Linked DNA regions of Homo sapiens: region 2 is linked to region 1. A link is a contact called in ENCODE Hi-C data. All regions are on one chromosome and are shown on one strand. Each heading gives the region's core, a stretch centred on a gene start or an enhancer-like site at or near the end of the contact. The rest is flanking DNA. Distances are from core to core; before and after follow the strand shown.

Region 1 (4,193 bases), core at 465-2,964:
GCATGATGTAAATCTCACCAAATTAATCCTGTTCACTAAGACTATCCCAAAATGGCTTCAGTCTTGTCCATTCTTTTTACATTATAGAGTTGTCTCGTAACAGCCACTAACTTTAAAGGATTTGCGTTCACTTTTTCCGAGGCCCCTTGCTGAAAACAGTAATAATTGTCTGCATTTTCTCAACAAAGCAGGTCTTTCTAAGGAAATTCTCTTTCAAAATCCAGACAAAGGAAATCCCTTCTACTTATGAAAGGGATTTGTGATTCTGGAACAGTGCCTGATAGTTCCAGAAAGTGTAACTCTAACTGGGCCCAGTGGCTCACACCTGTGATCCCAGCACTTTGGGAGGCCAAGGCAGGATGATTGCTTGAGCTCAGGAGTTCAAGACCAGCCTAGGCAATATAGTGAGACCTTGTCTCTACAAAACATAAAAAAAAATTAACTGGGTGTGATGGTACACACCTGTAGTCCTAGCTACTAGGGAGGCTGAGGTGGGAGGATTGTTTGATCCCAGGAGGTTGAGGCTGCAGTGAGCTGAGATCACACCACTGCACTCCAGCCTGGCTGACAGAGCAAAACTCTGTCTCAACAACAGCAACAAAAGTATAGCTCTTTTACTGAAACAACAACAATAAGTCAACCTGTCACTTGCAATTCAAACTGCCAGGAAATGCTAATAATTTGAACTGCCCAGTGTGCAATGCGTCTGTGTCACAGCATGTGACTGCAATGTTGCCTGTGGGGCAGGTTCATAAAGTCATGGTGAAGACACTCATTCTGGATTCACACTGATCTGGAATCCCAATCCAGGTCCACCAATTATGGTCTCTGTGAGCAAGTTACTTTTTTCCCAAAGACAAAATAAAATTAATTATATTACTTTCTTCATAGAGTCACGGTTAGGATTAACTGAGATAATTCACATTAAATCCCCAGCCCTGGCCTTGGCAAATAACAAGTGTGCAATAAATGTCAATTAATAAGTAAATGAGTTGACCTGGCAGCAGACATGGTGGTAAAGCAGGCTGGTGAGCCACACTTGGAGATGAACGAAAGTAATCCCTGTGCCATAGGAAACCAAGCCAGAATTCATGTTGCAGGTACGTAAAATGGCAGGGCATGCCCCACTTATCCAGTACATCCAAAAATGTTCCTGGCTAATTTTAAGAGTTACTCAATCAATGACAGACTTTAAGGATAATTGAATGTTCTTTGTTTCTCTTGGCAAAATCACAATTTGCAGAATTCTATTTGGCAAGAGACATAGTCCAAAGTTCTTTTCTTTTTTTAAGGAAAATTATTTCAATCACAAGAAGTAGATTGCATGGGACAACCTGTGAGAGTCCTTTCAGGTCAAAACATTCTACATCTCTAACAGCATTGTGCACTGGCATGGAACACATGGTAGAAGGAACGTTCCTGGGCTGTGGGGTTGGACAGACCCGAGCCTGGCCTCCTCCTCTGCATGCAGCTTGATCAAGGTCTATCCTTTCTCTGAGTCTCTCTCATCTGCATAAATGGGGAGAGTAATACCTACCTTAGAGGATTGTTGTGAGAATTAAATGAGAGTATTACATATAAAAGTGCCTGGGATAGTTCTAGGCACATGGTAGATAATGAATAAATGGGAATATTTCTACCTTGCTCTCCAAAGTCACTCAGCAGAGTTACCTGAGACTACGAACCTCCCAGGAGAGCTGTTTACTTAGGGAATTACAGCTGCGGGTGAGACTTTGCCATTTGAGTGTGTTCCCTGTGGGACATATCACTTAAATAGCCCGTTGAGACTTTTTTTTTTTTTAAGAGGAAACGGGTTGAAGAGGGTAAGTCAGTGGTGGAAACTTACGGGTTGGAATGTAGGCACTGGTTAGCTGGCTGCTTTGAGGACATCAGGCTACCCTATATTCCTCCATCCACCCGCCCATTCAATAAATTTTTATTGAACACAAATTCTGTGTTAGCATCAGGCTTGAGGCTAGGGATACAACAGTGAAGAATAAACAGTCCCTGCCCTTAAGAGTTCACAGTCCACTGGGAGAAACAGACAAGAACACAAGCAATTAAGATATAGCCCATTGTGGTCAACGCCAAGGGAGGGGAAGTATAGAATGCCATGGACATGATGAGAACAAGACATGTGCTTTAACTTGTACTATTTTCAATGTACTCAGTGAGGGGTGAGGAAAAACAGATGTTTAAACTATTTTTTTAAAGACTGATATATTAAACACTGGTACATCCATTACAACACTTAAAAAATAAAACACTACAAGGCTGGACACAGTGGCTCACCACTATAATCCCAAGCACTTTGGGAGGCCAAGTGAGGAGGATCACTTGAGGCCAAGAGTTCAAGACCAGCCTGGGCAACACAGGGAGAATTTATCTCTATTTAAAATTTAAAATTTTACAAATCAAGTCATAAACATTAGCTGGGCATGGTGGTGTGTGCCTGTGTTCCCAGCTACTTGGGAGGCTGAGGTGGGAGGATTATTTAAGCCCAGGAGTTTGAAGTTGCAGTGAGCTATGATGGTGCCACTGCCCTCCAGCCTGGGTGACAGAATGACACCGTTATCTCCAAAAAAAGAGTGTTATTTGCTTTGGTAGACCTGGAGCAGATTTTCATATCCAGTTATGTAAGCAGTTGGGTTTCCAGTGATGTTTTAATGCAGTCATTGGTGGACACACTCTGGGAAGCTCTGGCTATGAGAGCACATAAAGTCCGCCCCCTGCTCCGGACATGAGGTTTAAAAATCTTTCCACACCACTGGATGGAAATGTGGATGATTGGTAGAAATTACCCAACTAACGGTTAGAGGTGGAAAGGAGTGACGGCACTATTTCAGGCATAATAAGAAGTATCAGAAGTGAGAAAAAACATGGAATATTTGAGATACTAAATGGCACTTATTTAAATGACATCAATTGCTGGGGCATAGAATTGAAGTGGGAAGTGTCGACATACAAGCCAGAGGAGACAAATATAGGAGAAACTCTGTCAGAGACTGTCCCACACTACAGAATACATTTATGGAAAATAATTAGAGCATGCACAAGTGTGCAGAAACCTGTGGGTAGAAGTGTTAAATTAACGTAGAATTTAAATGAGTCAAAACTCTCGGTATAATTTTTCCTAACATTCCTCTACAATGCCCAAAATGTTCCATATTCTTCATTAATCATGTTCATTATTTATATAATAATGGAGCAAAATTCTCAAACTAAAGAATGATTGAGCTGGGCGTGGTGGCTCAAGCCTGTAATCCCAGCACTTTGGGAGGCTGAGGTGGGCAGATCACTTGAGCCCAGGAGTTCTAGACCAGCCTGGACAATATGGCGAAACTCTGTCTCTACTAAAAATACAAAAATTAGCCAGGACTGGCGGTGCGCACCTGTAATCCCAGCTACTCAGGAGCCTGAAGTGGGAGAATCCCTTGAACCCAGGAGGCAGAGGTTGCAGTGAGAGAGATTGCACCTCTGCATTCCAGCCTGAGCTACAGAGTGAGACTCTGTCTCAAAAAAAAAAAAAAAAGAGAGAGAGAGAGAATGATTAAGTGCATTTCTCCTTGTGACTCATGAAGAACAGTGCACTCACCCTCCTCACTGAGCAGGCGTCCTGTTTTACTGTGATAGGAAAATTCATGGCAGCACCACGCTGTGTGAGGTGAGTCTGCATCTAAACAGGAATATTGTGTCCGACTGGCGTGAAGGCCAATTGATTTTTGTTTCTGGAGTAGGACGGAGTTTGCCCCAGCAAGGGTTTGGGGCCTTCCTTGAGACACTGGCCCCACCACATGCCTGGAAAAGTCGGGAGCGGGAGCCTGGAAAGGAGACAGCAGGGACACTAGGAGCAGGTCAGAGGTGGGCTCCCTTCTTAGGGCAGATGATCAAAGGCCAAATGCAGCAAAGAGTTTCAGTCCAGTTTGAGACCTGCCACACCAGATCTGAACAGAAACGGACACCTCAAGTGCAGAGCACATAGACATGCACAGCTTCAGTCTCCTGAGTAGCTGGGATTACAGGCATGTGCCACCATGCCTGGCTAATTTTGTATTTTTAGTAGAGATGGGGTTTCTCCATGTTAGTCAGGCTGATCTCGAACTCCCAACGTCAGGTGATCTGCCCCCTCGGCCTCCCAAAGTGCTGGGATTACAGGCGTGAGCCACCGCTCTAGGCCAAGCAAATTGTTAATG
Region 2 (4,193 bases), core at 427-2,926, about 49 Mb after region 1:
TGAAGATACCTATGAAGAAAATGAGAATGAAACATGCAATGTTTCTAAATTGTTACTATCAACTTGGATATAAACCAACATATTAAATATTCCATATAGATATTTGACTTTTTCATTTACATTTCCAGAAGTTGGTATATTCAAGGTGGCTAATAAACTTTAAAAAATAATCTTGTTATGAAAAGTTGAGGTTATCCTTGTACTTGTGATCACCTTATATTCAGGCAGATGCGCTTTGTTGTTCTGACCTAAATCTATGCCAGAGCCCATAATCTATATCCTGGAAGGTACTACTTCCCTAGCTTTCATATTTGTTAGAAAGAAAGCCATTTGTATTTCATATTGCTCTTTGTTACCTAAGCTGGCAAGTTCCTCCCATGGTTCCTGTGTTCCTCTTGTACTTGCATGATACTATGCAATGACAAATTCATAAGTTACACTGGTCCCAAACTCTTTAAGACCAGGTAGTAAAAAATACAAGATTAAATTGAAAATATAATTATACAAAAAAAGTTAAAATGTAGGATCCCTCAAATACACAAAATATTAAAATCTTCCAAACTTTTGAATAATATTCACTTGTTTCAACAGTTTTTTCTTCCCTATATAAACTTCTCTCAATTTCACAAAAAACATTCAACAAACTCATATAACCTTTTGCCATTTATAGCTATCTTGAGTTCAAATATAGTACTTTAAAAAAATCAATAAATTATACCCTTTGAAGGCATAAAATGTGTTTTGAGATGTTTTTTATGGGTCTACGGTACTTAAGGTTTCTGATAATTTTGTGAATTATTAACAGAGTTCTATTTGTGGTCTGTTTAAATTACTAAGGGTTATTTATTTATTTTTTAAGACAGAGTCTCGCTTTGTCACCCAGGATGGAGTGCAGTGGCTCGATCTCGGCTCACTGCAACCTCTGCCTCCCAGGTTCAAGCAATCCTCCTGTCTCGGCCTCCCCACTAGCTGGGACTAGAGGTGCACACCACCACGCCCGACTAACTTTTGTATTTCTAGTAGAGACGGGGTTTCACCATGTTGGTCAGGCTGGTCTCGAACTCCTAATCTCAGGTGATCCACCTGCCTTGGTCTCCCATAGTGCTGGAATTACAGGCGTGAGCCACCACGCCCAGCCACTAAAGGTTATTTTATTTTTTTTTTTAAACTTTGAGTGTTTATCTTTCTGGCTGACATCTAGGAAAACAACCTCAGTTACAATATAATTGTACTCCTGCAAGTTGAGGGAGTCAAGCTTCTTCTTGTTCTTCCACTTGGGGGCAGTGGGTATTTTTGGCTTTCTTCTCCTTCCCCCACTTACCCCTGTAATTAAAGCTGAATATGTACAAATAAAGCAGAATTACTGGGCAAGAGCCATTTTCACGAGGGTACCAATTGCTTCTGTGCTAGGTCTAGAATATCAGCAGGGAAACATCATCAAAGGAAATCAAGGCAATTCCTTTGCTGATACGGAAATTGTAAAGAATCTCTTTAGAACTAGAGACAGCAAGCTCAGTAATGCAAATGTACTCACGTGTTCATCTGAAAAACAACAATATCCCCATTTACTATTTAGCAAAAATTGAAAGAGTAGGACCAAAAGCTCAAAAGATGGAAGGTGTAAAAGAAAGTCTCTTTTCTGCTCAGCACTTTGGCAGGCATCGCACTGAATTTGCATCTGTCTGAGTGGTAACTTCCAAAAGTCTGAGAAAGTAAATGTGAGCTGAATATCAAGTGATAAAAGAGATAATTCTGACAGACTCTGTTTGTGTGGGAGGATTGGGTGTTGAGTACCAAAGAGGCGAGGATTAGCATAGTCAAGAAAGCTCACAAATCTAAAACCAACCCTAAGTGAAAATGAACTCAGGGCAAGTTTTCTAAATAATCTCACTATAGCGCACACACATGCACGCACACACACTCACACACACTCACACTTTTTAGTATACTGAAGGATATTTTGTAAAGTGCTCTTTTCTTCCTGATTCTATTGTTCTTTCTGTTCCTCAACAGTTGTATGTGTCTATCACCTAACTATTTCCTTATTCTTTGCTCACCTCTCTCCTTTCTTAGGACCTTCCTTTTTGATTTTTTTTTAAATTTTAATTTTATTTATTTTTTTGAGACGGAGTCTTGCTCTATTGTCCAGGCTGGAGTGCAATGGCACAATCTTGGCTCACTACCACCTCTGCCTCCTGGGTTCAAGCGATTCTCCTGCCTCAGACTCTCAAGTAACTGGGACTATAGGCATGTGCCACCACGCCCGGCTAATTTTTGTATTTTTAGTAGAGACGGGGTTTCACCATGTTGGCCAGGCTGATCTTGAACTCCTGACCTCAAATGATCTGCCTGCCTCAGCCTCCCAAAGTGCTGGGATTACAGGCGTGAGCCACTGCATCCTGCCTATTTTTAAAATTTTTACCTCCATCATACAGCCAGAAGTATCAAATTCAATTCACTTTCAAATAGTGATGGTTTAGTTCTACAATTTTTGCCTTTTCCACACACACCTGCCAGGGTTTCCTTGGTGCTTAATAAATGTTAGATAGTGTAATGCCATAAGCAGCTGCAAATGTCACTGTCAAGCAAAGCTCCATTAAAGCTGCAAAGAGGTGGAAACATCAAGCAAAATAGTTAAGGGAGGCTAAAAACAAAACCAAAAACTCTAGCACTTAGCACAGTTCCTGGTATACAGGGAACTTGATAATAAAAGTTTGCTTAAGTGTTTGTTGAAATTTTAAGGACCTTTCTCAAGGAACCCTGTATTTTGTAGCTACCTTCCTCTCCAAAACTAGAATTCATGAATGACGATCCAGCAAAGATACTTTCCTTTTTTCCATTTACATCTGCAGTCATTAAAGCCTGAAGTAATGGTCAAAATATTCAAACCTCAGCTGGGCACGGTGGCTCACTCCTATAATCCCAGTCCTTTGGGAGGCCGAGGCAGGCGGATCACGAGGTCAGGAGTTCAAGATCAGCCTGACCAACATGGAGAAACACCGTCTCTACTAAATACAAAAATTAGCCAGGCATGGTAGCGCTTGCATGTAGTCCCAGCTACTCAGGAGGCTGAGGCGGGAGGATCGCTTGAACCTGGGAGGCGGAAGTTGCAGTGAGCTGAGATTGTGCCACTGCACTCCAGCCTGGGCAACAGAGTGAGACTCCATCTCAAAAAAAAAAAAAAAAAAAAAATTCAAACCTCAAAGCACAATAAGGGTTAAGTACATCAAAAGTAAGAAAGGCTGGGGGTTATATTATGACCATATTTTTTCTCCTCAGGCTATTCCTCTTTAACTTTTGCAGAGTTGCATTAATTGTGAAGAAAATTTAAATTCAAAATGCCTCTTTTAGAATATTTGTATACTCTCAGACACTTGTCCAGTATGGTGGGGTTTTTGATCTGTTTTGGTTTTTTTGTCATTCTCTGTCCCTATCCACTCATCTTTAAGTGGAGAAAGTACAGCATGCATTTCTGCACAGATCAAGGAAGGAAATCAGGGTGACCTGTACTATCCACACCTTACTGACCACATCCATACTCTGTTGGCAGTGACAGGAAGCAGAGCAAAAATGCTGGCAAGAGGGAAAATTAGGTCAAGAGTCCCAGGTTCTCAGAATGAACAACAGTATAGCCTGGAGGGTTTTGGCACTGCCTCATCTCTCTTGTCCACTGCTGAAGGCAGTCTAGAGTGCTAGGTAAGAACATTACTCAGATGCAAGATTATCTGTGTTTGAATTTTGCTTCTGCCTCTGACTTGTGGTATTGGTTAAGTAACTTAAACTCTCTAAGCCTCAGTTTTCTTATGGGTATAATAGGGAAAATAAAATAAAGTGAGAATAGCAGGGTCAGGTACAAGTTTTTGTAAAGAAGAGATCTTTGCTGGAGAGAGGTAAGAGGTCAAAGGTAAGAAAGAGACAGGACAGCTAATAGTCACTGTTTTTAATTGTGGCAAAGCAAAAAATATTTAGATGTGTTTAAAAAAATCTTCTGCACATATTAGTGCAGAATATTAGTCACTCAAGACATGTTGGATAAATGAATAAAAAATGGAGGAACAACTATTCAATGCTGATAACTGATAAACTTGGTATTAAAAAGAGATATGGGAACAGACAGATTTTCCTTAACTATGATGACCTCTCAAAATATTTGGAAAACACAGCATTTTTTTTCTACAAGTGAAAATTCCAAT

What was found. Hi-C counts contacts between places; a loop is a spot of excess contacts on that map.
Region 2: a loop to region 1 is called in a map of mammary epithelial cell, with 732 times the contacts of the local background. The contact joins two enhancer-like sites. A Hi-C loop is called at or near these places in 6 of 168 maps with a recorded cell type or tissue (GM12878, GM13976, GM23248 and 2 more).

What each region holds. Positions count from the first base shown.
Region 1 is chr12:69,149,602-69,153,794 of GRCh38, forward strand. No RefSeq gene overlaps it. Among named protein-coding and RNA genes, the nearest start is that of CPSF6, 88 kb to the right of the region's middle. Within about 2 kb of position 1,715, at least 3 of the 41 ENCODE cell types and tissues checked have a DNase peak (open chromatin) inside an H3K27ac peak, as active enhancers do.
Region 2 is chr12:118,298,672-118,302,864 of GRCh38, forward strand. All of the region lies in intron 1 of TAOK3 (TAO kinase 3), which reads right to left. Among named protein-coding and RNA genes, the nearest start is that of TAOK3, 72 kb to the right of the region's middle. Within about 2 kb of position 1,677, at least 2 of the 41 ENCODE cell types and tissues checked have a DNase peak (open chromatin) inside an H3K27ac peak, as active enhancers do.